Linked DNA regions of Homo sapiens: all the other regions are linked to region 3. The links are chromatin loops, found by intact Hi-C in ENCODE. Cell type or tissue: Caco-2. All regions are shown on one strand. Region 1 overlaps RAI14 (retinoic acid induced 14). Region 2 overlaps RAI14 (retinoic acid induced 14). Region 3 overlaps RAI14 (retinoic acid induced 14).

Region 1 (8,000 bases), 70 kb after region 3:
TTTGGCCTCATTTTTCATGACGACAGCTCATTTTTCCATGTGGAACCACATACTAGCTGCTGCAAATATTTAAAGAGGTAAAGAAGCCACTTTTTCAAGCTATGGTCATAAAAGATACAAATAATGATGACTGAGAACTCTGCGCTCGCTTAATAAGCATAAAAGTCAATCTATCCATTTTTAAAACTAGGATGAAAACTTTATATAGTATTCTTCTTTAAATACTCAGGGCCATGCCACAGGTACTCTCCTGGGCTCCTGAACTATTAATATTACTATTTTCTATGTCAAGGGCCATTTTTGAGACTGAGTTAACCCGCTGTGCTGCAAGCTGTCTCCCCTGATTGACCTTCTGACCTTTCCCCCTCTTCCCAACCATCCTTCCAACTCCTACCTATCCCTCAAGGCCTGCATGAAGCTCCACCTCCATAAAGCTCCCCAAATTCTCCCATTCCCAGTGATTCAGCCATCTCAAAATCTGCAGCATTTATCACCAGGCCTTATAACTTAACAACTAGTTAGCTATATCATCTTAAAGATACCTTGAGTATCTATATTCTATACTGCTTGTATTTTGCTCTAGTTATTTCCTATATGTTTTTTTCTCCTCCCACCGAGGTTTATCAACCTTTTAAAGACAACAACCATATTTGCATTTCTCCTGTATCCTATCTACTATCTAACAACTCAAGTTTAAGAACTCCCAAAATAAAGTTATAAATGCGAAGTAAAAAAGGTTATCCACCATAGAAATTCCATAATGCTGTTTATTCTCTGTGGGTTATCTGCAGGGTCCCAAATAGATTTAAGAATCAAAACCACCGGACAATGTCACTGTCTAACCACAGCCCGCAGAGTCAGGCTCATTCCCTACCAAACTCACATCTGCCTTTGACACAGTGCCAGTTGTCAAGTCTTCCGGAAACGACACTCCCATTCAATCTTTACCCAAGTGATGGTTCTCGGGTCACAGAGTGACCTGAAGGCCATCCATAGGAGGCCCCCTTGGGCCACTTTCATCCTATGTTTACTCCTGGGTGTTGCTCACAGTGGCCACAAACCAATTTGGCCACAGACCTCCCAGACACAGGCTGGCTGAAATGCGATCACACCAGTGGGTCACCTGTCTTCTTTATGCAAGCGCGAGAACCTGATCTGCTATTATCTTCTTCCTACCCCCCAGAAATACAAAGAATCCTTTCTTCTTCCTTTTCCCTCACACAAAGACAAGCAGGAATATGATGCCCAATGGTTTAAAATATTTTGAGACAGACCACACATTTCAGGTTAAAAAAAAATTATAATTTGCTTCATTCAACTGAATGTAAATGTTTGTAAGCTTGCTTTTCCTTAACAATACATATATATGCATGATACACATGTACGTGTATCAAAAACTTCAAAATCAAAGGCATACATTGAAAAACAAGCCTCTCTTCCCCAGCTCTCAGTTTCCCTGTTCGGCAGCAGCAACTGTTACCAGAGTATTCTACCCTCCAGACCGTGTAAACTTTTTGAATCCTACTTTTTATTACGGGTTGCTAATTAGGAGGAAGAAACAAATATTTACTAAGCATCTCCTGAGCACCAGGCCATAAGATTTTTGACATTCTTTTTTTGTTTGTTTTTTTGTTTTGTTTTGTTTTGAGATGGAGTTTCACTCTTGTTGCCCAGGCTGGAGTGCAATGGCGTGATCTCTTGCTCACCACAACCTCCGCCTTCTGGGTTCAAGCTATTCTCCTGCCTCAGCCTCCCAAGTAGCTGGGATTACAGGCATGCACCACCACACCCGGCTAATTTTGTATTTTTAGTACAGACGGGGTTTCTCCATGTTGGCCAGGGTGGTCTCAAACTCTCAACCTCAGGTGATCCTTCTGCCTCAGCCTCCCAAGTAGCTGGGATTACAGGTGTGAGTCACCACACCCGGCCAACATTCATTTAATGCATTTAACTGTCACCCCAGTCTTACGGGGCTAATATCATTTCCTCCACTTTTCTAGTGAGGAATCTGAGGTTCAGAAGAGTAAGAGACTTGTCCAGAGCCACAAACCTAGGTCCGAGTTTAAGTCGCTTTTAAAGCTACTCCCTAGATTGTTCAGTTTGTTTTTGTTTTTTGAGACAGGGCCTTGCTCTGTTACCCAGACTGGAGTGCAGTGGCGTGAACACAATTCACTGTAGCCTTGACCTCTTGGGCTCAAGCCTTCCTCCCACCTCAGCCTCCCGAGTAGCTGGAACCATAGGTGTGCCCCACCATAGGCGGCTAATTTTTTAATTGTTTTGTGGAGATGGGGTTTTACCATGTTTGCCCAGGCTGCTCTTGAACTCCTGGACTCAAGGAATCCTCCTGCCTCAGCCTCCCAATGTGCTGGGATTACAGGAGTGAGCCACCGTGCCAGCAGATTGCCTAGTTTCTTAAAATAGACTTTCCACCCAAAATTCCTCTTTCAGGAAACATGGGCTCTTGAATCAGACTGCCTTAGTGCAAAAACTGGTTCTAGAACGTAAAGTTCTAAGAACCCAGACAAATGACTGCATGTCCCTAAGGCCTTAGTTTCTTCGTCTGTAAAATGAGCTTAATAGTAATACCCACCACATAAGATTTGTGGCAAGATTAAATGAATTTCACATGAAAAGCTTAGTATACCTCTGGACATTTGGTTAATACTTCCTAATGGTTAATTATTATTAGCATTATTATCATATGGTTGATTAACAAACTAGGCTTTGAAATGTTTTTGTTGTTGTTGTCATTTTTTATTCCCTCCATTTAGCTGTACGGTTCTGTGCTTGGGGAAACAATTTGGATGTGGAGAGCCATTTGAAATTGTTGGGCTCCATTATACCAATTTCCTCCTCCCCAGGCTCTCCTCCCCCAGGTCTGCTTCTCAACATTTCTTCTCTTAGCACTAACTGCCAAAATCATAGCCTTTTCTGCTGCCAAATCCCAGAGCTTTTACTAGTGTTATTACAGTGGATTTTTTTAAATCATGGAAATATTTCAGTTTTTCTAACTAGATTCCAGCAACACCCTCCCTACTGCCACCAGTTTTTGATTTTTAAACCAAAAGTTTATGTGCCTATCATTCCTCTGGGCCCCTGTTCATATATATATGGAAGTCTAGACTGATGAAATTTTGCTAAAAATAATCTTAACCTATGTAAATGAAAGCTACCTAGATTCCCTTGGAATAGAAAAAGACATTTGTTAACCTGGTCACAAAATTTAGAAACCCCTATCTGCTGAATTGGGCAACATTTTCCATTTAATTGCCTTTTTCTCCTTAGCTGAAAGCCACGGGAGATATGTAGGCTGCATAACATACAGCCAGCAGACGATGAGGTTGAAGGAGGTTTCTCGGAAGTCGGATGACCAGGACTTTCACTCTGGCCAACAGCTAGTTTTCTGTCTTTGTCGAAGTCTCTTTGCACTCTATGAGTTTTATTTAATTTACCTAAAGGATAAGAAGGTAAGATCAACTTTTTTCATAACGCTTCCCAGTTCTTTCTTTAAGTGGGTCGGTATTTTACCATCATCCCATAAGCATCTCATCTAGCCTGGGTTTTATCAGGGCAGTAAGTTACATGTCATGATGCAGCCTCAGGAGATAAGCTTCAGCCAGAAGTAGGTATGCAAGTTACATATCAGCCATAAAAGACACAGCCTCCATTTATTGCAAAAATGCAGCTGTGCCAAGCTGTCAAAATATAATTCACGGCAAAGCAATAAAATCCAGGTTCATCTTTAATTACCTCGCCTGAAATGATAGCTGAACAAGCCCATTTTGAGAGTGACATACCTTGGCTTCCATCTAATTCCCTTCCATTAATTTCTCCCACTCCACAACTCTGCTCAAAGTATCTGGAATGCAGCTAATACAAGACTGGGATCATAGAAGGGTTTATGGGGTGACCTTTTAAAAAAATATTATCGTGTACAACCCCTCTGCTATGTTTTTCTCCCTCTTCTCCTGGGGGAGACTTTATTTCATAACTCTGACATCATAACTGCTTCCTCCAATCCAGAGTCTTTTATGGATTGGTTAGATAACAAATGAGTACGAGTCCCTGGAATTCGGGGGGAGGAAAGGTACGGGCAGCAGTAGATACCATTTTACCACAAAACCCTTAACAGAGAGTTGAACACGTTTCCTAAAGCCAAAGATGAACCATGCTAATATGTCATTCCTAAACCACCCGCATGAGAGAGACTAGCTTCTTCTAAAAACGACATTCTGAATCAGGATTTCTGGCAACTTTAGAAATGTTGAGGTTTTTACTGATTCTTCCTTTGAAGATGTTTAATGTGACGGTTCCTTTCTCTACAAGGCACAGATCCCCAAAATTAAAAATAAAAATAAAAAAACATTGTTTTTGAAAGCTATGCACACAAACAGCAAGGAACCTAGAGCATGCCATCTACAGAAGCTACCCTGAGCTGGGGCCAAGAGCACTTGAGTGTCTGTAGTTTATTAACCCAACAGCGCCTTATCAAGGTGGGGAGGAGCGTTTCTGCAGCTCCATGGAGAAGAAGGAACAGCCAGACTGTGAGTCACCGCATACTCACGTCACTCTTCCTGAACTTCGCTTTCAAGCTCTTCATGTTTAGTGCATTCAGCCTTCCAAAGCTCTAGAGGAGACTTTTCAACACCTAAGCAGAGAAAAAAAGGACATATGTAGGTTTCCAAATAAGGTATTCTCTCCTGATTGGATTACAACTTGGGTCATGGGAAGGAGACAGAGCAGGGTTGCGTTGGGAAGGTGGTCAGTTAACAGCTGAGGAGTGGTAAATAACATATTTCCACTTACGATATACTTCCTAGAAGCTTCTGACATTTTCAAATTAACCAAAACCTTAATTTTTTCCTTCTTATTAATATTTATTTTAATTGACAAATAAAAATTGTATATACTTTTATGGTGTAAAACATGACTTTTGAAATATGCATATATTGTAGAATGGCTAAATTGAGCTAATTAACATATGCATTGCCTCACATACTTATTATTTCACTGTGATGAGAACACTCTAAATCTACTCTCAGGAATTTTTCAAGTATACAATACACTAACTATAATTACCATGTTGTACAATAGATCTCTTCATCTATTCCTCTTAACTGAAACGCTGCATCCTTTGACCAACATCTCCCCATCCACCTCCCCCAACCCCCCACTCCCACATCCCCACCCCTGCTCCTGGTAACTTCCATTCTGTTCTCTGCTTCTCTGAACTGGACCTTCTTAGATTTCTATATCAGTGAGTTCTCAAACATTAAAAGTAGAGCAAGTCTAAGTTACTGCTTAACTGTCACTGTACAAAATGCTGTATCTCTATGTTCAAGTCATTCCTCAACATATCTTCTGTGCTGCAATCATGCCATCCACCTCCTTGTGAAAAGTGATGAGGAAAACAGTTCATATTCCAGATGCCACTCATTCCCTATTTATTTTTCTCAGTGTTTGTTCCCGTCTCCCCTCCCCAGAATGCACAGGGCAGTTAGTGAAAAATGCCAGGAACAACAAAACCTCCCTCATCAAATAGCTCATTCCTCAGGGGGCCTCTCTAAACAATGCAAGACTCTCAGGGTCTTGTGGGACTCAGCAATTCTGAGTTGAGCTGAATCTTAAGCAATCACTTCATTTAACATGGGTCTGTGGTCCCCTGGAAATGGAATGTAATTATCTTTTAGCAAGTATACATTTACATTTTTCAGGGAGGAAGGTTCTGAGTTTTCACTGGATTCTACAAGGTAGTTGCCACCCTTCAAAAGTCAAGATTGCTCATCTAGTCTAAGTGCCTCATTTCACAGAAGTAGCAACAGAGCCTCAGACAAGTTTAGAAACTTGCCTGAGTCACAAAGCCTATTCATGATGAGATTCAGAACCAGACCCTAAGGCCTGACTAGTGGCTGAATGTTTTCACTGCCCTATATAGTTTTTTTTTTTTTAATTTCAATAGTTTGGGGGGTATAGGTAGTTTTTTGATACATGAATTTCTTAGCAATGAATTCTGAGATTTTAATGCAACCAATATGTTGTCTTTTATCCCTCACCTCTCTCCCAACCTAGTCCTGACAGTCCATTGTATCACTCTGTATGTTTTTGCATCCTTATAACTTAGCTCCCACTTACAAGTGAGAACATACGGTATTTGGTTTTCCATTCCTGAGTTACTTCACTTGGAATAACGGCCTCCAGTTCCATCCAGCAATGCCCTATACAGTTTTACAACTAAAACCAAAAAGCCAAATCCTGTGCTAAAACATGTATAGACTTTATCTTTTTTTTTTTTCCTTTTTTGTGGCGAATGGGGTCTCACTATATTGCCCAGGCAGGTCACGAATTCCTGGGCTCAAGCTATCCTCTGGCCTCTCCCTCCCTAAAAGCTGGGATTACAGGCATGAGCCACTGTGCCCAGCAAACATGTACAGACTCTACCTTTTTCATTAAATTTGGAAATGTACAAGATGTGAAAACTTCGCATGTAGCTAAAAAAAAATGAAAATACACTTAGGTCAAAAAGGCAAGATAATCTATGTGAAAGTTTCCATCACATAGTAAGTGCTAAATAAATGTCACGTCAAGCCCACTGCAAGTGAGAACAGGTGACCTTTAACAGCACCATCCCAGAGGAGAACTGAGGAATAGCAGGCACACGTTTACCACAGTTAACCACTGTTTTCAGAAGCCTTGCCAGGTCCTCTCACATTCCCCCACATCCTAATTATTCTAAACAAAACTGACTTGAGAGGATGGGTGGGGAGTGCAAGCCACTGAATGCCTTCTTCATGAGCTTGTTGCTACCTCCAAAAGTCACCCAGTGACTCTCTAGCTTCCAATGTGTCTACTTTCATTCTTGCTGCTGCCATTGACTAGGGCCCTTGGATAAATGGTGTGAAAATCCAGTCATCATGAAGCACTTTGATGACATGAATCTGGAGGCCTCATTGTGACTGCAGCCTCTCCATGGCCCCTTTCAATCTTCCCAGCCTCAGCGGGAGTGACAGATGCATGTTGCCTTGGAAACGACACACACCATAATTATACATTGTTAACTGCCAAGCATTTAGTCACAGAAAAGGCTGGGCTGGTACCTGAATAGCAAGTGCACATTCCAGGGCAGTGTTTCTCAAAGTCAGCCCCTAGTTAATCCACATCAGAAGGACCTGGGGACTAAATGCAATCTTTTAGCCCCTGTCCTATTAAAACTGAATCTCAAGGGGTAGAGCCCAGGAACTTCCTTGGTTGAATCTTCTGCACACTGAAGTTAGAGAACCTAGAACTGATGTAGGCGGAACAGGAACACACTTGTCAGAGTTGGGCTGGTTCATAAACCAAAGTTGGGTTGTTTTTTTCACGTCAAAACAGAATCACCTTTTGAGGAATCAAAGTAGAAATAACGATAAACAGATATTCCCCAACTGTCGCTGGCTAACTGTCGCTGGCTGGGCCAGGGTTTCTACGCCAACTGTTGCTAGAAAGTGGAAATCGCCGGCCGGGCACGGTGGCTCACGCCTGTAATCCCAGCACTTTGGGAGGCCGAGGCCGGCGGAACACAAGGTCAGGAAATCGAGATCATCCTGGCTAACACGGTGAAACCCCGTCTCTGCTAAAAATACAAAAAATTAGCCGGGCGTGATGGCGGGCGCCTGTAGTCCCAGCCACTCGGGAGGCTAAGGCAGGAGAATGGCGTGAACCCGGGAGGCGGAGCTTGCAGTGAGCCGATATCGCGCCACTGCACTCCACCCTGGGCGACAGAGTGAGACTCCATCTCAAAAAAAAAAAAAGGTGGGAATCGCCCTTCAAATTTAATTCCTTCCCCCTTCTTGTGGAAGTACTAATAACTAAGGAAACAGGACAAATCAGTCCAGCAGGAAAGGGAGAAAAGAAGGCCATATATTGGATAACCCAAAACTGTGCAGTTCCCCACAGCAGAGCCACTCAAAGCATTCCTTCGTTCACATATTCAGAGAGCACAAAGTCTTAGGCAACAGTGGGTA
Region 2 (8,000 bases), 57 kb after region 3:
CCTCTGGATGCAGAAGCTAGTAACCAGTAGTTTAAGAAGCTTTCCTGGTATTGTAATGAGGGCTGGCAACGACTGAGCCGGATTAGACCTCAAACTTCAATTTGCATCAGAATCCCCTAAGGTGGGAAGGTGCTTTTGAAACACAGATCACTGGGCCGCACTTCCAGAATTTCAGATTAGGTAGCTCTGGGGTGGAGCCCCACAATGTTCATTTCTAACAATTCCTCAAGTATGCTGATACTGATGGTCCAGGCATCACACTCGGAGAACACTGAACTACAACAAAGATGGATGTACTCAATTGAGGTAAATAAAAGAACCATCACATTAAAGGAGCTTGTTCTTTAGGGCAATTTACGAGGCTTGTATCTTTATCAGCTGAGTGCCTACAAGGTAACTGCTAGAATCTGAAGCAGTGTGCTGGATGCCCCCGAAATGCAGACCTACAGCCCAGGAGAAAATTTCCCATAAAGCAACTAAAGCTTAAACCTCAGGGCCCCTTGCAAGGCCTACCAATATGCTCACATAGTATATTCTTTCTGTTGTTGTTGTTGTAAAATTTGCAAAAGTAAGATGTTTTTAAAGAAGGATTCCCATAGATTTTTATATAAACCTCAGGCTCCACAAAACTTGGATCTGTCTTTGGAGACTTCTCACCCTTGTTTATATCTTCCAAGTTGTTTTTTAAGAAATAGAAACACATTGAAAGCATTTTAAGCATCACAAGCATGTCTAGAACTTGCTTTTGTCTCTTAGTAATAATACATAAAACAGCTTTCTTTAATGAATTTCTGCAACATTTTAAATGGTTGTGGAATACATACCCAAAATATACTCAACAAATTTTTACTTAAGTGGTTTCTAATTTTTAGGTCTTTTTTATGCTGAATATCCTTAAAGCTAAATATTTATGCCCATCCTTATTTCCCTAGTATTTCTAAGAAGAGGTGTTGATGTATACCATATGCATTTTTTATATGTTGTAATTATAATGTAATGTACAATTTTGTAACTTGAATTTCTCTCCACTTATTTTATTATACGCATTTTCCCAGTTGCTGCATAGTTTTAAGCTTAACATTTTTAATGACTCTAAAACTTTCCTCTCTGTGGATATAACAATTTGTTTACTCCCAACATCTGGGTTACACTTTGTTTCTCATTAATATAAATAATACTACAATAAATTCCTTTTTAAAGATTATTTATGGCTGGGCATGGTGGCTCACGCCTATAATCCCACCACTTTGGGAGGCCGAGGCAGGCGGACCACCTGAGGTCAGGAGTTCGAGACAAGCCTGACCAATATGGAGAAACCCCGTCTCTACTGAAAATATAGAATTAGCCAGGCATGGTGGCGCATGCCTGTAATCCCAGCTACTTGGGAGGCTGAGGCAGGAGAATTGCTTGAACCCGGGAGGTGAAGGTTATGGTGAGCCAAGATTATGCCATTGCACTCCAGCCTGGCAACAAGAGTAAAACTCCATCTCAAAAAAACAAAAAGACTATTTACTTGCCATAGCTTTCCTTAAGTGTGTCCAAAATTATAACAGTGGCCAACCCGAGCATTGTTTATAAAGCACAGGTTTGTAGTAGAGAAGTGAGATGCTAATGTGAACGGGGTCCATAATGGGCTTGATTAAGGTAACAGAGCCTGGGATACTGAACATTCACTGCTTTTAACCTGATTAAATATTTGAGACCTGTTTCTTCCCCCGCTCACTTGCCCCCCGCCTGAGACAGGGTCTTGCTTGATCGCCCAGGCTGGCGTGAGGGGCTCGTTCTAGGTTCACTGCAACCTCCACCTCCCAGGTTCAAGCGATTCTCTTGCTTCAACCTCCTGAATAGATGGGAATACAAGCGCATACCACACCAGCCTAATTTTTCATATTTTTAGTAGAGACGGGGTTTCACTGTGTTGGCCAAGCTGGAATTGAGACTTGTTTCTGTCTTGAGAGTTGGTTGACCATTCTGGAGAATTTCTTCCCTAGCTAGGAGGAGGTTGTCTAGAGTCTTTCTGACAAACTATGGATAAATGACTCACAAATGTGTAAGAACTGAATAATGAAATCATAGTGTTGACGAAAAGAGTTGAACTCTTGGGCGGGCGTGGTGGTTCAGGCCTGTAATCCCAGCAGTTTGGGAGGCCAAGGCCGGTGAATCACTTGAGGCCAGGAGATCAAGACCAGCCTGGGCAACATGGTGAAACCCTGTCTCTACTAAAAATACAAAAAATTAGCCGGGCGTGGTAGCAGGCACCTGTAATCCCAGCTACTTGGGAGGCTGAGGCAGGATAAATCAGTTGAACTCGGCAGGTGGAGACTGCAGTGAGCCAAGATCATGCCATTGCACTCCATGCTGGGCAACAAGAGCAAAACTCTGTCTCAAAAAAAAAAAAAAGGGAGAGTCAAATTCTGTAAAATGTTTGAAGAGATTTATTCTGAGCCAAATATGAGTGACCATGACCTGTGCACAGCCCTCAGGAGGTCCTGAGAACATATGCCCAGGGTGGTCAGGGCACAGCTTGGTTTTATACATTTTAGAGAGGCATGAGACATCAATCAAATACATTTAAGAAATACATCAGTTTGACAACTGTAAGGCGGGCGGGGGAGCAGCCTTCCAGGCTGTAGGTGAATTTAAACATTTTCTGGTTGACAATTGGTTGAGTTTGTCTAAAGACTTGGGATTGGTAGAAAGGGAACATTCAGGTTAAGATAAAGATTGTGGAGACCAAAGTTCTTTTGAAGTCTTACAGTGGCTGTCCTTAGAGGGAACAGATGACACATGTTTCCTATTCAGATCTTAATCTCTTTAGAATTTGGGAGGGTCTGGAAGAAAAAGATGTAACTATGTTAACAGAGATTCTTTACAGATGCACATTTTCCCCCCACAAAGAAGGAGCTTTGCAGGGCCATTTCAAAATATGGCAAATAAACATATTTTAGGGTAAAATATTTTAATTTTCTTCCTTGTCTCGTAATGTTATGCCAGAGTCAGGTTGGAAAATAAGTCATGATATATAGGGTTAAATAAAACCCATCTGATGGGAATTCATGGTTTGTAGGGCATGACTCCCCAGACCCCCTACATAGGAATTTGTGCAAGATAAAAAAATCAGAGTTTCGTCCTCAATAGTGTCCTTTACATGAGGTTGACATAGCTGCCCCATCAAAACCAGGACCGAAGGACTGTCTTTTCTTATGTTTCTGGTAAGGAGTTGCAATGCTCTTAAGAAGTCAGTCTCTTTTTTGACCACAGACACAGATGCCAGTCAGTTAAATTGGGTCTAAATTTAGGTAATTTTCTGCCCAAGGAACACAGGCTAGTTAATTAGCCTACACAAGGTCTAAATTCATAACTGTGGCTCTTTAGTGTGGTTCTTCAACCACTTGAGCTAATGAGCTATAGATACAAAATAATTTCACAGTCTGGGTACAAAATAAGCACACAGGTAGATTGTAGGTAACAAGCCAAGGCCTCCAATGATACTTGTTAATTTCACACAGCACAGACATGGCCAAGAGGGCATGCAGAGCATCCTAAAGGAAACACATCCAGAAAACCCTACTGACCTTTTATTTCTGTCCATTACATGGATAAAGTGGTAAATGCTGAACAGAGAGGGGCCACAGGGTGTTGACGATAAACTGTCAGTATTTCCATTTTACATTTAGTCACTCATTCATTCAACACAATGACTAGTGTAGGAACTGGGCTGGAACTGCAGGGAGAGCAAGGACAAGTATCCCACATGTCCTACTGTGTCCAAGACTGCCACTTGCCACCTAAAGCCACTTGTTCACCATGGGGAAAGGGCTTAGGTGGATTTTCCAAATGCACCTAAAAAGGCAAGAGTCTACAGCAATAGACTCCAATGACTGCTGGACTTAACTCACTGAACACTGACCAGAGCTTACAAAACAGTCCGCCCTCCAGTTATTCACCAGGCACCTACAACTCCCAAAGACCTGAACCCAGCATCAGAAACCACCACCCAGGGGAAAACTGTGCACCAAACCTTCACAAGCACAGCCAACCTAGGCTAAATCATACCCTTTGTTATTTTAAAACAAAAAATGTACTTTTTGTTATTTTAAAACATACCTACCTGAAGTCTCAGTTCCCAATTTGCGCTTTGGGCCTCTTCTCCAGGCCCCACCCAGCTCAAAACAAGTCTGACCGCTTTGATTTCCATATTCTCCGCCCCTCTCCCCACCCTCCTTATCTCTAGCACCAGAAGCTTTCAGAAAGCTAATCCAGTACCTGGCTCCTAGGCGTCCCTGTCACTGAAGCATGTTTTGGTCAAAGATTACCCATGATTACTATCTGTCAGTTTCCACTGGAAATTGGAATGAGGAATTTGAAATTCAAGTCCAGGCCTTTACTTGGCCGGCTGGAATCATCATATTTTGTTCTCCTGACAGCAAACACCCGTGTGCACCAGCAGTGGCAGGACACTGGCTCCGCACCCAGAGTTCCCAGGTGCAAGTTCTGCACCCTACTTTAGCTTTGTGATTTGGACAAGAGTTATGGCTGAATCGTGTTTCCCCCAAAATCCATATGTTGAAGCCCTAACCCCCAATGTCTCAGAATGTAACCTTGTTTAGAAATAGGGGGACTGCAGCTGTAATTAGTTAAGAATAAGGTGGGCCCCTACTCCCATACAACTGAGGTCCTTATTAAAGGGGAAATTTGGTAACAAACATGCAAACAGGGAAAACGCTATACAAAGATGAGGCAGAGATCAGGATGATGCTCCTATAAGCCAAGAAACACCAAAGATTGCCAGCAAACCACCAGAAGCTGGGGAGAGACACGGCTGATTCTTCCTCACAGCCCCAGAAGGAGCTGAGGCTGCTGACCTCTGGTTTAAGCCACTCCCTTTAGGGTACTTTGTTACAGCCACTTTTGGAAACCAACATAGCAAGATACCATGTTGCAGTTTTCTCATCTGTAAACTGGGAATACATACAGCACTTCTCTAATGAGAGGTATAAATAAATCACAGTTTGTTAAGTTGCTTAGAATGATGCCTAGTAGCTAAGTGTATTTTAGTGGTAAATAGTTGTACCCAAACATTCTTGTTTAATCAAAGAGATCTCACCTTTCATGTTTTCTAGTGTGTCTTCCCACCAAGTTGCCTAATGAAATGCTAAGGCCACGCCAGATTTCTCAGGAGATGAGGGGCACTCACACTTGGCTGGCACGGCAGGACAGGGTGTGGCAGTGCAAGGGAGAGACTTTCCTTGGTGTATCAGCAGGGAATCTAGGCTCCCTCCCTGCTTGCTCTTCATCCCCACGCACACTCAAATCCCGTCGTTCTTGCCCCACAGCAGCCACCAGCCTAGCCCTGGCCCTAGTCCTGGCCCCCTTTTCTGGTTACGGTCTCTCAAAACCCCAAATCATCCTACAGTGAAAATGTAATCAACTTGAAACCTCATTCTTCTATTTCACCCACCCCACCCATTCCAGGCTTTCAATGACGTATAGAGAGGCCCATACCTCCCATCACACTTGATTTTCTGTTATTTGCCCATGTATATATCCTTCTCCATTAGAGTCTCTTCACCCCACCTCTACTCATTAGTACTGGTTTCCTCTGTTAATCCCAACCTACCCAATCGTGATGGCTCAGCCCCTAACTCACCTTCTATGAAGTCTTCTCTAAACTCCTGCGATGTTGAATGGCCACACACCAGAGTCACTGTGAATGGCACAAACCTGGCACTGCCTTAATTGTTTCATGTGTGTCAGTCATAAGACCTTAACTAGATGGGACGTTTTGAGACCATTCATCCATCACACACACAATTTTAGGTACTACAAATGCCAGGCACTGTGCTAGGCACCAGGGGTAACCAATATCAGCAGCTGCCATTTATTGAGAAGTTTCTTTGTGCCAGATTTTATCCTAATCCTCATGATGATGCTTTAAAGGGAAGTGCTGGCCTCAGCCTCAGTTTACAGGTGAGAAAACTAAAGGGAGGGGAGGAGATGGAGGGGAAGGGAGAGAGGGAGGGGAAGGGAGGAGGGGAAGGGAGGAGGGGAGGGAGGAAGGGAGGCAGAGAGGGGAGGGGGGAGGGGAGGGGGAGGGGAGGGGGGAGAAAGGGAGGGAAGGGGAGGAGGGGAGGAGGAAAGGGAGGGAGAAAGGGGAGGGGTGGGGAAGGGAGGCTTTACAAGCAACACTGGGAGAAAAGAATCAGCAATAAACCCAATATGAACCAAAAGGACAATATGGCAACCAAAAATGTGAATAAGATCACAGGTTATATTAATAAAGTTACATGTCTAGGAAGTGGACATTCTACCATTTTTAATATTCTTTTAGATTTGTTCTAAAGTTTTGCTCAGAATTCTAGGCCTAAAATTTGAGAGTCAGATGTCATGTAGGTTCAGATTAAACTAATCAATATAATGAAGAATCCTCATATTGCACAATTTTATAAATTACATATTGACTGAATACACTGCTTTAAAGAGTAACTTAAAGCTAAGCTTATAACATAAACTTACAGGCTGACACCATTCCCAAACTTTTCAATGAAGCTGTGAGATCAGGTCATGATAGTCCCTATCTGTGTAAGCAACCTCAAGATTATGACGGTAAAATGGTGTACTTAAAAACAAACCCTTGTTCATCCCACACCTTATCAGATCAGGTCACCAATATATTACAGGACATAAAAGGAAAAGCCTGACTGGTTACCTAATGTCACCAGCTGTTAACATTCAAGAGCAGTTTCCATTTCTTTTTTTTTTTTTCTTTTTTTTTTTTGAGACAGAGTTTTACTCTTGTTGCCCAGGCTGGAGTGCAATGGCACGATCTTGGGTCACCACAACCTCTGCCTCCCGGGTTCAAGCAATTCTCCTGCCTCAGCCCCCTGAGTAGCTGGGATTACAGTTATGTACCACCACACCCAGCTAATTTTGTATTTTTAGTAGAGACAGGGTTTCTCCATGTTGGTCAGGCTGGTCTCGAACTCCCGACCTCAGGTGATCCACCCACCTCGGCCTCCCAAAGTGCTGGGATTACAGGCGTGAGCCACCGCACTTGGCCTTTTTATTATTATTATTATTTTTTGAGATGGAGTCTTACTCTGTCGGCCAGGCTAGAGTGCAGTGGCACAATCTCAGCTCACTGCAACCTCTGCCTCACAGGTTCAAGTGATTCTCCTGCCTCAGCCTCCTGAGTAGCTGGGACTACAGGTGCATGCCACCATGCCTGGCTAATTTTTGTATTTTTAGTAGAGATAGGGTTTCACCATGTTGGCCAAGCTGATCTCTAACTCCTGACCTCATGTGATCCACCTACCTTGGCCTCCCAAAGTGCTGGGATTGCAGGCGTGAGCCACAGCACCCAGCCAGCAGTTTCCATTTCTAACACTGAAAAGCATTTAACTTCACCTACAGCAGCATGCTGCAACAGACTTCTACCAATAGGACAATGGGTCCTGGGAAAGCAGCCATCAATAGTTAACTTCTGGCGTAAAAAGAGTCAAAACTGTAAAAGTCACTAAGGTTTAAGAACATTTGTGCACACCTTTATCATCCAAGTCTCAAACAAGACCTTCTGTGGAAACTGCCTGTGGCTGAGTCAATCATCCCCAGTATCCATTCTCCCCTTTCCCTTGAGGCTTAACTGGTTTCGAGGCTGCCAGCAAGAGAATATGTTTTCCTGCCTTCCTTGCAGCTAGGTTGGGGCAAGCTCTAACCAGTTCCCTGTGAGGGCAATGATTTGTGCACCTTCAGTTTCACATCCTTTAAAAAGTAAAATGCGGCCGGGCGTGGTGGCTCACGCCTGTAATCCCAGCACTTTGGGAGGCTGAGGCGGGTGGATCATGAGGTCAGGAGATCGAGACCATCCTGGCTAACACAGTGAAACCCTGTCTCTACTAAAAATAAAAAAATGAGCCAGGCGTGGTGGCAGGCACCTGTAGTCCCAGCTACTCAGAGGCTGAGGCAGGAGAACGGCAGAAACCCGGGAGGCGGAGGTTGCA
Region 3 (8,000 bases):
TGAAGGCCAAAATCAAGCCTCTAGACAGACAGGCAACTGTAGATTCCAGCGCAAAATTACCACGAAAGCTCTCTAGAAAATAGAAGGCTGGGAATGGTGGCTCATGCCTGTAATCCCAACACTTTGGGAAGCTGACATGGGAGGATCACTAGGACAAGACAGCAAGACCCCATCATTACAAAAACAAAACAAAACAAAACAAAACCAAAATTAGCTGGGTGCAGTGGTGCATACCTGTAGTCCCAGCTAATTGAGAGGCTGAGGCAGGAGGATCACTTGACCCTGTGAGGTTGAGGCTACAGTGAGCGGTGACTGCACCACTGCATTCCAGCCTGGGTGACAGAGTGAGACCCTGTCTCACACACATGCACACAAAAAGGTAAATTCAGGAAGAGCTGTGTTATGTGGGCCTTAGTTTTATTATCTGCAAAAGGGAGGTGGTGACTCTTACCTAACTGCTATGTATATGTCTACCATGAAGAGAGAATAGAATGAAGTACTGACAGAAGCTACAACTCGGGTGAGCCTTGAAAACATTATGCTAAGTGAAAGGAACAGAGACAAGAGGCCACATATTATATGATTGCATTTATAAAAAATATCCAGAGCAGACAAATCCAGAGACAGAACCCAGATTCATGGTTGCCAGAGGAAGGGGAGGGGAGGTTGGGGAGTTTCTCCCTAATGGGTTCGGGGTTTTCTTTGGGTTGATTAGAAAGTTCTAGAACTAGAAAGTGACAATGGTTGTGCAACATTGTGAATATACTTAATGCCTCTACATTGTATACTTTAAAATGGTTAAAATGGTAAATTTTATGTTATACGCATTTTACCACAATAAATAAAGAGAACACATGTAATAAATATCTTATGATCAAAAGGTTCAAATTTGTTAAGGTGATCACAATTGTAGCTAAGCTGCTCATCTAAATTTTCTGTCTTCTCTTTAGTAAGTACTATCTTGGACAAAATTATCATAAACCTTTCTCTCCCCTTTCTCTGGGATGACATGAAGAGGTTGTCTTGCACAAACATGTGCAAACCTGGACTAGGGAGAACAGGGACAAAGAAGGCCGAGTAGTGATTCAAAAGGGAGACCAAAAGCCCCAACATTTACCACCAAACACCTCAGAACAAAAAATATAGATTCCTGGGCCTCTCCCCAGACCAAGTGATTCAGAGCATCTGGGGTTGATTCTGATCAACATGGCATCAATATTTTTAAAAAGCACTCCATACCTGTAATCCCAGCACTTTTGGAGGCTGAGGCAGGCAGATCACGAGGTCAGGAGATCGAGACCATCCTGGCCAACATGGTGAAACCCCGTCTCTACTAAAAATACAAAAATTAGCTGGGTGTGGTGGTGCATGCCTGTAGTCCCAGCTACTCGGGAGGCTGAGGCACGAGAATAGCTTGAACCCAGGAGGCAGAGGTTGCAGTGAGCCAAGATCACGCCACTGTACTCCAGCCTGGCGGAGGTTGCAGTGAGCCGAGATCACGCTACTGCACTCCGGCCTGGTGACAGAGACTCCATCTCAAACAACAACAACAACAAAGAAGCACTCCAGGTGATTCGAACGCAGAAGCTGCCAAGATTGCAAACCACTAATCTAGGACGAGCAGGGTAGGTGACTGGCTTTATCAAGCGCTCACTGTGGGCTGGGTGCTGTGCCACTCTTTATATAGAGCACCTACAGCTGAAGGTGCCATTCCCAAATCCCCTTAGACCACCAGTCCCCAACCTTTTTGGTACCAGGGACTAGTTTTGTGAAAGACAATTTTTCCACAGACCAGGTACGGGGGATGGTTTTGGGATGATTCAAGCACATTACATTTATTGTGTATTTTATTTCTATTATTATTACATTGTAATATAGAATGAAATAATTATACAACTCACTGTAGTGTAGAATCTGTGGGAGCCCTGAGCTTGTTTTTCTGGAACTAGACAGTCCCAACTGGGGGTGATGGGAGACACTGACAGATCATCAGGCATTAGATTCTCATAAGGAGCTCACAACCTAGATCCCTCGCATGTGCAGTTCACAGTAGGGTTTGTGCTACTATGAGAATCTAATGTTGCCACTGATCTGACAGGAGGCGGAGCTCAGATAGTAATGCGAGCAATGGGGAGTGGCTGTAAATACAGAGGAAGCTTTGCTTGCACAACCACTGCTCATCTCCTGCTGTGAGCAGTACCAGTCCGGTCTGTGACCTGGGAGTTGGGGACCCCTTAGACTTTTTCTGGCCATGACCCTGGTGTCCCCTAGAGTAGCACTCAACCTTTTTTTTTTCCCTTTGATACAGAGTCTTGCTCTGTCACCCAAGCTGGAGTGCAGTGGCGCAGTCTCAGCTCACTGCAACCTACGCCTCCTAGGTTCAAGCAATTCTCCTGCCTCAGCCTCCCAAGTAGCTGAGATTATAGGTGCCTGCCACCATACCTGGCTAATTTTTCTATTTTTAGTAGAGACAGGGCTTCACTATTTTGGCCAGGCTGGTCTTGAACTCCTGACCTCAAGTGATTCCACCCGCCTCGGCCTCCCAAAGTGCTGGGATTACAGGCGGGAGCCACTGTACCCAGTCGGCACTCAACCTTTGAGGGAGAGGAGATAAGGGACAGATACCCCAGGTTTCTTACCCCTTGGGTGGAATAACTCTGAGGCATACTATAAACCTGGGATAAGGAAACCCTTTTTGTAAAAGGCCAGATAAATACTCTGGGCTTTGTGAGCCATGTAGTCTCTGCTGTAACTACTCAACTCTGCCTTTGTAGTGTGGGAGCAGTCACGAACAATGCCTAAATGAATGGGTATGGCTGTGTTTCAATAAAACTTTATTTATAAAATCAGACAACAGCCAGGCACGGTGGCACATGCCTGTAGTCCCAGTTATTTGGGAGACTGAGGCAGAAGGATTGCTTGGGCCCAGGAGTTCAAGTCTAGCCTCGGTAACATAGCCAAACCCTGCTCTAGGTCTAAACAGATTCCCAGAATCCTCATCAAGAAAAAGTGACAAAGTTGGAACCTGTCAATAACACACCTTAAAAATAGAGGTTTCTTCCTTTCTTACGCTTCCTGGGATCACCGGCTATAGAAATTACTTGCATTGTATGTGTGTATACATCCCTAAGTAATATATATTACCACTTTGTGTTTCACAGTAATTACACAATAACCATCATTTGACATGTTAGAAAAAAGAAAAGATATAAAACTACTTGCACTTAAATCCTTGTCTCAGAGCCTGCTTCTGAGGGCACCCAACCTACATTATTATTTCATTTTATACTCATAACTACTCTAACAGTTAACTAATACCATCTCCATTTTATAGTAAGGAAACTGAGGTTCAGAGATTACACAACTCGTAAGTGATAGAGTTCCTGTGAGATGTCTATCTGGCTCCAAAGTCAGTGCTCTCTCCACAACACTGCCAACGTAAGAATGGATATAAACAAATACATGCTCATGCACAAACACACACAAATACTTAATCAAATATACAGCTTTAATTATGGCAAGGAAGAGTACTACATACAGCAAACCATAAAGCAAAATCATACTACTCATGTACTTAATGATCTATGTTAAGGAAGATCAAATAAATAAACAAGTAGTTTAAGATAAATACACAGTAAGGTTTGAGGGTTATAGGAAAATACTTTTTTCTCTTTTATGCTATTTCTTATCGAAGAGAGAATTCATGTCTCATCTACAATTGGTTGCAATCTTAGGAGGTAAAACCTTTGCTTATACTTGGGAACATGTATACCCATTCAAGGTAGAGCTCCATATGTGACTTGGAATTTGGAGAGAAAGGCACTAGATTAAAATATCTTCTTACATATTTCAACATGGGAGTGGAGAGGGAGCACGTGTGAAATTCCCCTATGGATACTAAGGATTCCAGAGAACACCCCAAAAACCCAGAACCAGCATATCTGCAAACCAGTGTTTCAGCTTACGCGGTCTTGCCCTCACTGTCGTGTTTGGTGGCACTGGCCCCCTTCTTGCCGAGCAGTGAGGCCACCTTCTCCGCATCTCCATTCTCCACGGCCTGCAGTAGCCGGTCATCATTCTTGTTCCACTCATTGGTCTGTAGAGAAAGAGAAGAAACAGAGGTCATGAACAACACTGGCCACAGCCGCACTGACCAGCAGGGCTGCAGTCCTCGCAGCCCCCACCCTCCTGTCACTCAAATTAAAGCCTGCTCCCGAATGAGTGTGTTTTAAAATACCTTCCCCTTCACCATGGAGACACCCAAGAAGGCCGCTTTCCCAAAAGAAAACATAAATAGTGCAATGAAATCACGGCTAGTCACCAAACTCTGAGATAAAATTTACTTCTTTTAACTAACACTAGGAATATGAAGCAACGTAAAAAGACCTCAAGGCCAGTTTACACATTAGCTAATTTCTCGCTGAACTAGACAGCTGCTCCTCAGCACGTTGGCCTTTGACCTCATCCACAGCTCACTCTGTCCACCGTGTTACAGAACCAAACCAGCAGCTCAAGGTTACCCGAGGTTTACAGACACATAATTTTTCATCTGCTTTTATTGCCTCTCTTTCTGGTCTGTTTACCAGGCCCTGAATTTTGAGCTGGATACTGATTTTAAGTAGTTGTCCAGGCTACCGACTCAACAAAGTCTCACCAGAAACAAAACTTCTTCCTGAGCAAGCTCTTAAACGTCAAAGAGCTTTGAGCAAAGCCTCAATCACTGTCAATGCCAAACCCCAACTGAATAATTCTGCAAACCACAGTAACAGTAAGGCACTCGTATGTGCAAAACTGATTTCTACACTTAGGAGGGAAAGAGACGATTTCTATATAAGAGCAGATGGGCTCTGAATATAAGACTAAGAAAGACATGAAAGGCAGCAGTGAGCCACTGAAGGTTTGGGAGCAGAGGAGGGAGAGAATTATAGAACCAGTGACTGAAGAGTCATTGGGAGGTGTTGAAGCACGTGGGATTAATGAGGGAAAGAGGGGAGGAAGGAAAGATGTTGAGCATATCAGAGGCTCTGGGCACTTTGCAAGCCCGGGCTGCCTTCCAGTCGTCTCCTGCGCCCGGCCCCTGAGCTAAGCCCACTTTCTGGCCCCTTCGGCTGTGGACACCACACCCTGGGAGAGACTCCTTTTCCCTTCCCAAAGCTTTCTATAGACTCTGCTTCCTTGCAGCCTCTGAAGGGATGAACCTCCAGGTATTTCGTATTAACAGCTTTACGATCGACCCTTAAAAGGAAGCAGACAGAGGAGATATTGTAGATTTAAAAACTAAAAAGAAGAAATTTTACAGGATGACAGTCTTCCACGGCCCCGGGAGTATGTTCCCAATCTCTGTACTGATGGAAATGAGGAAACCCAACAAGTCTTTGTCCATCAGATGTCTCAGTCACCCTCCCAACCCTAGCCCATATGTAGGGCCTTAAGCCAGGGAGGGATAAAAGAGATGTGTTCAGAATTTGCATCTCTGAACGTCTCAGGACTGAACCATTCCCAGTTTTTAGGACTCTGTCCTCCCCCACCAACACTGAGTGCAGGTGCACAGTAGGAATGAAGCAGGTTTGAACAAAAATCAGCAGCTTGTTCTCTGGGCTGCGTGAACTTGAAGTCCAGAACTCCAGACTGACACTTACATGTTGTGTGACCTGAAGTCACCCATAATCTTTCTGTGCCTCAGTTTCCCCAGGCTTTGGACTGGATGTCCACTGTGATTCCACCAAAGCTCAAAATTCTTATTATATAAAATTCCCCAAACTCTGCTAGGGATTACTCTAGAACAGGACTGTCTGCCGTCATGGAAATGTTCTTTATCTGGGCTTTCAAATACTATAGCCACAAAGCCAGTGATTCTTAACCAGGATTTGTTTTGCCCCTGTGGGGTCATTTGGCAATCTCTGGAAACATTTTGGTTGTTATGTCTATAGAGTGCTACTGGCATTGAGTAGGTAGAGACCAGGTGTGCTGCTGAAAGTCCTACAATGCACAAATGCATGAGACAGTCCTCCTACCCCCACCAAGAATAATCTGGCCCAAAATGTCAATACTGCATGAGCCACTTGTGGCTACTGAGCACTGGAAATGTGGCTAGTGCTACTGAAGAAGTGAATTTTTAACCTCGAGACTTCACGTGACGTTAGCCAGAGGCCACCATGTAGACCAGTGCAGCTCTCCTTGATGACTCTCCTCATAGGTTTAACAAAGTAAGAATGTGTCTGGACCAACATCAGCCACGCTCCTACTACAGCAATTTACTCACAAAGAAATGAGATTTTTGTCTTTAGTTACCAATCAAGCTTCCTGTTGAAGGGAAACATAAGAAATATGGCGTTCCTCACACCATCATTTGTTAGTAGAATAGAAAGCGTAACTTAACAACTGTACAAACAACTACAGCAAATGATCAAGCCCCAAGAAACACAGTGCAGCTTATTCCCCCAGAGTGCACTTTACAAGCAAAGAAAAAAGGGAAGAACATTTAGGACCAATGATCCCTACCTATAGAATCCTAAAAGAGAAAAGTATTGTTTTTCCAAATCCTTTTCTAACCTAAACTGAACAAATTAAAACTGGACTGGGAAGATCAAAAGGATATGATCAAATCTCAGAGGACAGGACTGAAAGTATTCAAGCAAAGGAACGGCCGCATGAAAGGATTTTCCTTTTCAACGTTGCTAAGGCACTCTACTCTTAGGTAGAGAAAAATCTGATTGCAGGGGTTCCCTAAAATTCGTTCCACATGGATCTTTAAGGGAGTTCAGTTTCTATAAGACATGGCAGGAGAGATCTTCCCTATCCTGCTCTTTGGAAGACAAGGTCAATGCAACATTCCTAGTGGTCTGAAATGCCTCTCTTCTATCTAGAGCCTCTTTTCAGTGCAGGCCAGAATTTACTTTTCTCTTGGAGCAGATGAAGAGAACATGGCTACACAAGCAAATCTTCAATAAATAATCCACAACACCATTCAAGAAGTGCTGCAGATGGGGTTCACAGTAAGCAGAGCTAGGTTGGGAAAAGAGGAGGGAAGGTAAGAGCCTGGGCGTGGTAGCTCATAACTGTAATCCCAGCTACTGGGGAGGCCAAAGCAGAAGGATTGCTTGAGTTCGAGACCACTCTGGGCAACACAGTGAGACGCCATCTCTAAAAATAAAAAATTTTAAGAAGAGTTTTGCTCTTAAAATTCTCACAAGCATGCTAAAACTAGAGGCCAAGTAGGGTCCCAATTAGACGTCTGATCCAGGAATCTGGATTCTGATCAAATAGCAGAGTTGTCTAGTCCTGGGCCAGGCCACTAATCATACTTGCAATTAGCTCTGATATGCACAACTGGCCATATCATGCTCCTTCCAGAAGCACAGTGATAAAGAGGCCATCAGTTTTCCTTCCTAAACTTGCCCACGGAGATATTTCCTACATCCTCTCATCCTCTCCTATAAAACTATTCTATCCAGTGCCATACTCTTTTTTTTTTCTTTCTTTTGAGATGGAGTCTCACCTTGTTGCCCAGCCTGGAGTGCAGTGGCACGATCTTGGCTCACTGCAACCTCTGCCTCCTGGGTTCAAGCGACTCTCCTGCCCCAGCCTCCTGGGTAGCTGGGATTACAGGCATCTGCCACCATGCCTGGCTAATTTTTTTTTTTTTTTTTTTGAGATAGAGTCTCGCTCTGTCACCAGGCTGGAGTGCAGTGGTGCAATCTCAGCTCACTGCAACCTCCGCTTCCTGGGTTCAAGCGATTTTCCTGCCTCAGCCTCCCGAGTAGCTGGGACTACAGGCACATGCCACCACGCCCAGCTAATTTTTGTATTTTTAGTAGAGGTGGGGTTTCACCATGTTAGCCAGGATGGTCTTGAGCGCTTGACCTCGTGATCTGCCCACCGTGGCCTCCCAAAGTGCTGGGATTATAGGTGTGACTCACAATACCTGGCCCAATTTTTGTATTTTCAGTAGAGATGGGGTTTCACCACATTGGCCAGGCTGGTCTTGAACTCCTGACCTC

Evidence for each region. Peaks named below come from ENCODE experiments on the same cell type or tissue, not always from the same donor. Only the 100,000 strongest peaks of a DNase experiment are listed, where the experiment ranks them.
Region 1: it touches region 3 in a loop (6-fold over the local background); 4 of 110 quality-filtered maps call a loop at or near these places.
Region 2: it touches region 3 in a loop (2.1-fold over the local background); 4 of 110 quality-filtered maps call a loop at or near these places.

The regions. Positions count from the first base shown.
Region 1 is chr5:34,683,520-34,691,519 of GRCh38, reverse strand. It overlaps RAI14 (retinoic acid induced 14), which reads right to left. Exons shown (of 18, transcript NM_015577.3): 2 at 4,565-4,648. The coding sequence starts at 4,600. Among named protein-coding and RNA genes, the nearest start is that of RAI14, 31 kb to the right of the region's middle. In Caco-2, no CTCF peak of the experiment used is centred here; DNase peaks (open chromatin) are centred at 4,509 and 7,078.
Region 2 is chr5:34,696,215-34,704,214 of GRCh38, reverse strand. All of the region lies in intron 2 of RAI14 (retinoic acid induced 14), which reads right to left. Among named protein-coding and RNA genes, the nearest start is that of RAI14, 44 kb to the right of the region's middle. RefSeq lists enhancers at 3,022-3,521, 3,522-4,023. In Caco-2, no CTCF peak of the experiment used is centred here; a DNase peak (open chromatin) is centred at 4,234.
Region 3 is chr5:34,753,564-34,761,563 of GRCh38, reverse strand. RAI14 (retinoic acid induced 14) reads right to left here. Exons shown (of 18, transcript NM_015577.3): 3 at 3,966-4,096. Among named protein-coding and RNA genes, the nearest start is that of TTC23L, 82 kb to the left of the region's middle. In Caco-2, no CTCF peak of the experiment used is centred here; a DNase peak (open chromatin) is centred at 4,463.